Regions from separate parts of the Mus musculus genome. Here region 1 is linked to region 2. A link is a loop called in an ENCODE intact Hi-C map of the cell type or tissue named here. Cell type or tissue: left cerebral cortex. All regions are shown on one strand.

Region 1 (2,500 bases), 71 kb after region 2:
AAGGGAAAAAAGTAGTTTTTAAGTCTGAATGAAGAAGCCTTTGGAGAACTTGGCTGTGGATTTGTATATTCTGTGTAGGGAGTGTTTGTAAACTCCTCAAATTTAGCAGAGCCAAGACTGAGTGGGAAGAACAAAGGCTAGAAAATGAAACTGAGATTAGTTTATTCAAAATGCAAAAAAATGAAAGCTACAGTGTGGCTTAGTCAGTTACTGGGGACTACTTATTTATTTATTTTTGGATGTATGCATTCATGAGTGTGCATGTGTACATGTATGTATGTGTAAGGCCAGGGATCAACTGTAGGTGCGTCCTTAGGATCTGTCAACCTTGTTCATTGAGATAGGGTCTTTTCAAGGACTCAGGGCTACCTGACTGGACTAGGCCTCTGGCCACTGAGCCTTAGGATCCATCTCTTTGTCTCACTTGTGCTGCTGACTTCATGTGCCTACTGGAGATTGAGCTCAGGTTCTCTGTACTTGTGTGGGATGCACTTTTTGAGTCATTTGAGTCATGCACCGATTGAGTCATCCCTCCAGCCCCCTGATTCCTTATTACATGGTAAGCCTCCCTGAGAAAGGCTGGGATGTTAACAAGTGGAATGAAGCCAAGTACTGTGGCTTAACAGTGATATGCTGCACTATATGTCTTACATACTTTTGTCTTTATGTCTTATATAAACCTCTTTTTTTCTCTCTAAGAGTAGTTTATTTACTTTTCTAAGACCTCATTTGTACTTGTACACACTAGATCGTGTGTGGGTGTATGTATGTATGCATGCATGCATACATCCATTTGTGCATTTTATTGTGTTGGTTATCAAATTTAAGTTTTGTACATGCTAAACACATAGTTACACCTCTGGCCTAGATTGTATGTATTGGTTTAATAAATGAACAAATGGAAAAAAGATTAAAGGTAGACAATGTTATATGTATATATATACACACATACATTTTGAGCTAGATGAAGATTATAAAGTAAAATGTTTATCCTCAACTTATTAAAAATCTAAGTTTTGGGCTGGAGAGATGGCTCAGTGGTTAAGAGCATGGACTGTGCTTCTGAAGGTCCCGAGTTCAAATCCCAGCAACCACATGGTGGCTCACAACCATCCATAATGAGATCTGACGCCCTCTTCTGGTGTATCTGAAGATAGCTATATAATAATAAATAAATAAAAATCTAAGTTTTAGTAAGCTGAATTTTTGTAGGCTGCAAATATGTGTGCTGTTGTATGATATGTGCAGTATAAACAGAAACATCAGGGCCACAAGATGACTCAGTGAGTATATTTGCTATAAGAGCCTAGTGATTCAATACCCAGAATCCATCCATATAAAGGCAAAAGCAGGAAACTGATCCTTGTGTGCACACTGTGGCACAGATGTCACCACTCACCAATAACAAAAAAATAAAAGAATAATTTTTGACCTATAAAGTATATGATTAACATGAACTTAACATCATTACTTGTAAAGGTAAGTCAGCTTCTAATTTCTTTATTTCTTTTAATCACTTTCAACCTCCCTATTTTTGAATTAAGCTGTCAGGCTTCTCTGTTGCCTATGCATGGGGGAGAGTGGCAAGAACTCATACTTTGGGCCTGAACAGTTTCAGGTATGGCTGGGCTTTAACTCCTCATACATTGACTCCACAGGGAGCATTTCCAGCTCGACTGAAGAAAGTGCTGATTGTAGGAGCACCCATATGGTTCCGAGTGCCCTATTCAATCATCAGCCTGCTCTTGAAGGATAAAGTCCGGGAAAGGGTAAGGCAATCTCGTCGTTTCTTATTGGAGCTAGATAATACATTCCGGCCTCTGCTGGCAAGCTTTTGCCAGTTAGTTTTCTGCCTTCAAAGAATCCTCCGGGCTGATCTCGCGTGGTGTCTCCTCCTTTACTATACCCAGTCCCTCTCTACTCACCAGTCTGTGACACGATGCCTTCACTGTCCACAAACCTGTGGGTAGGAAAAGGCCACAATTTATCTGACACTTTCTTTACTACACCTTGAGTACAATAGTACTGAACCATGTGCCTCATAAGTATTTTAAGGATTGTATGAGTTCCAAAGTTTAACTTAGTGCTACATAAGACACTATTAATATCTAATAGTATTTGCTGTAACTCAGTGTCAAAGTGCTTGCTCAGCATGCCCAAGGGACTAGGTATAGTCCTCAACACCCTGCCCCAAAACTAAAACCAGAATCAGCACTTAATGTAATTATAGTAGCTCAACTGGTATTAGATTTTTTTCTGGGGCTGAGTAAGTAGCTCAGTAGTAGAGTACTTGCCTAGCTTCTGAAAGGCCCCTGGAGATGGATGAATTCCAGCATAATTTAAAAAAGAAAAAAGGAAGAGAGAGAGAGAACCTTCACAAGAAAGTCAGACTGGTTTATTTACTGGGAAGTACAGTTAAGTCCCTTCAAGAGACCTCAGGGTGGTGAGGAAAGTCTTTTTTTAGTTTTATTCTTGGAGACAGGGATTTGCTCTACAGCTG
Region 2 (2,500 bases):
GAGCTACCACCATGGGTAAAGGTGCTTACTGCAAACCTGAATACCTGATTTCAATCTCTGGTACCCATATGAAGGAAGGAGAGAACCAACTTCTTAAAGTTGCCCTCTGACTTTCATACACGAGCTATGCTGTATCTCTGTGTGTGTGTGTGTGCGCGTGCGCACACACACACACACACACACACACACACACACATATATATACATGTACTCACACACACACAAAAAGAAGCCATGTTGGTTTTAGTGTCTGCTGGGTTGTTTTTTTTTTTTTATTTTTTTAGATTTTAATTTTATTTTATGTATCTGTGTGCTCTATCTGCATGTATACCTGCATACCAAAAGAGGGCATCAGATCCCAAGAAAGATGGTTGTGAGCCACCATGTAGTTGCTGGGAATTGAACTCAGGACCTCTGAAATAGCTGCCAGTGCTCTAAACCACTGAGCCATCTCTCTAGCCCCTAATGTCTGATTTTTTTGCCTTAGCTTTGTGGAAATTGTAAAATACATTATATTCCAAATTAATCTGTAACAATTAGTTTTGAAATTTTTCTTTTTCTTCAGTTTCCCCAATTTGCTGGAATATGCTGTTTTGTTTTATTTTTAAATTTATTTTATGTATTTGAATACTCTGTTGCTGTCTTTAGACACACCAGAAGAGGGCATCAGATCCCATTATAGATGGTTGTGAGCCCCGTGTAGTTTCTGGGAATTGAACTCAGGACCTATGGAAGAGCAGTCAGTGCTCTTAACCACTGAGCCATCTCTCCGGCCTGAATATGCTGTTTTTATTATATAGAACTGGGCATGTTGATGTATATCTACAACCCAGCATGAAAGGAAAGGTAGAGGTGAAGTTAAGTGTCAGGAATGGAGAGATTGTTTAGAGTGCTTGTTGTTTTTACAGAGGACCCAAGTCCAGTTTCTAGCACCAATGTCAGATGGGTCACAGTCACCTGTAACTCCCACATCTAAAACAGCGGTTCTCAACCTTCCTAATGTTATGACTCTTTAATACATAAAATTATTTTTGTTGCTACTTCATAACTGTAATTTTGCTATTATTATTGATCATAGAGTAAATATCTGTGTTTTCTGATGGTCTTTGGTGACTCCTGTGAAAGGGTCATTCAACCTCTCATAGGGATCATGACCACACACAGGTTGAGAACTACTGATCTATCGCATCTGTTGCCCTCTTCTGGCCTCCATAGGCAACTGCACTCACATGCACATACACACGCACAGAGAAAGTGTCATCCTGGGCTAATAGGGAATCTGAGGCTATGCTAAGTTACTTAGGATAGCCTGTCTGAGCAAAACAAAAGCTTGGGTATTGTGATGCATGCCTGTCATCCCAGCAGTCAGCAGTCAGAGGTGGGAGGATCTCTGTGAGTTCCACGCCAGCCTGGTCTACATTATAAGTTCTGGGACAGCCAGGAATACATAGTGAGACCTTGTCTCAAAAAAACAAAAAAACAAAAAAACAAAAAGCAGTAGCTGGAGAGCAGAGGAGTTCAGAACCTGCCTTGGCTACAGGTCACTCTGAGCAAGTGAGTGAAACCGGACCTAATAAATAACTAAATAAAAGCTGAGAGAGGATGGGGGATACACAGCTTCTTCTTGGTACAGAGCCAGCCTCAAAGGCCTTAGCACAAGGCCCTAAGTTTAAATTCCACTGTGGGGGTGAAGTGGAAGTAGAAGGAAAAAGAGAAAAGAAAAGGAAATGAGTTAAAGTTGGTGACGTTTTTCTTTCTTTTTTTCCTTAAAGACTGGGGTCTCACTATGTAACTCTCCTAGAACCCACTCTGTAGACCAGGTTGGCCTCGAACTCTCAGAGATACACCTGCCTCTTCCTTCCCGGTGCTGGGATCAAGGTTGAGTGCTACTATACCATGGTAGATGTCAAGTCTTAAGCCAAGAGACCTCTCTTGAAGGTCAAACAAGGAAAGGCTGAGTTCTGAGGGGTTTGTTTGCTTGTTTACTGGTTTTGTCAGCATGCTGTCTGGTGTGGAAAGTCCCAGAAGATGTTCTTCTTTTGGACTTCTCCCTGCACTTGGTGTTTCCTCCTTCCTATCTCTGGAGCCTTTGACGGGTGTGCCAGGCAGGAAACGCTACTTCTCATCTGGAGTGCAGTGGGCTAATGTGGGTTCAGCACATCCAGCTAGCGACTCGTGGAAATTCCTTTAAGAGTAAATATTTTACTTTGAACATTCTTAAGAAACTGAGGAAGGCTGCGTGTGTTCAGAGGGAGTTTCCTGATTAGGAATGATGAGGAGACAGTTACTAGTTTACCTTGGCAAAGGAAATTCTGTTTTTTTCTTACCCACACCAGTATCTAAATTTGTCATCTTTGAATTGAGTGAGTCACACTGTGGGGTATCTTTTTATGGTATGTATAGACCTGATCCTATCTTTTTCTCTTCCAGCAAGCGGTTGGATTATGTGAACCATGCCAGAAGACTGGCTGAAGATGACTGGACAGGTATGGAGAGTGGG

The links. A loop is a pair of places that touch in the nucleus more often than their neighbours do. Peaks named below come from ENCODE experiments on the same cell type or tissue, not always from the same donor. Only the 100,000 strongest peaks of a DNase experiment are listed, where the experiment ranks them.
Region 1: a loop joins it to region 2, with 1.8 times the contacts of the local background. A loop is called at or near these places in 7 of 42 quality-filtered maps.

What each region holds. Positions count from the first base shown.
Region 1 is chr9:57,031,448-57,033,947 of GRCm38, forward strand. Ptpn9 (protein tyrosine phosphatase, non-receptor type 9) reads left to right here. Exons shown (of 13, transcript NM_019651.2): 6 at 1,659-1,769. Among named protein-coding and RNA genes, the nearest start is that of Ptpn9, 38 kb to the left of the region's middle. In left cerebral cortex, a CTCF peak has its summit at 1,138 (motif pointing left); a DNase peak (open chromatin) is centred at 524; H3K27ac peaks cover 289 bases.
Region 2 is chr9:56,960,566-56,963,065 of GRCm38, forward strand. Snupn (snurportin 1) reads left to right here. Exons shown (of 9, transcript NM_178374.4): 3 at 2,431-2,500. Among named protein-coding and RNA genes, the nearest start is that of Snupn, 11 kb to the left of the region's middle. In left cerebral cortex, a CTCF peak has its summit at 1,199 (motif pointing left); a DNase peak (open chromatin) is centred at 2,322.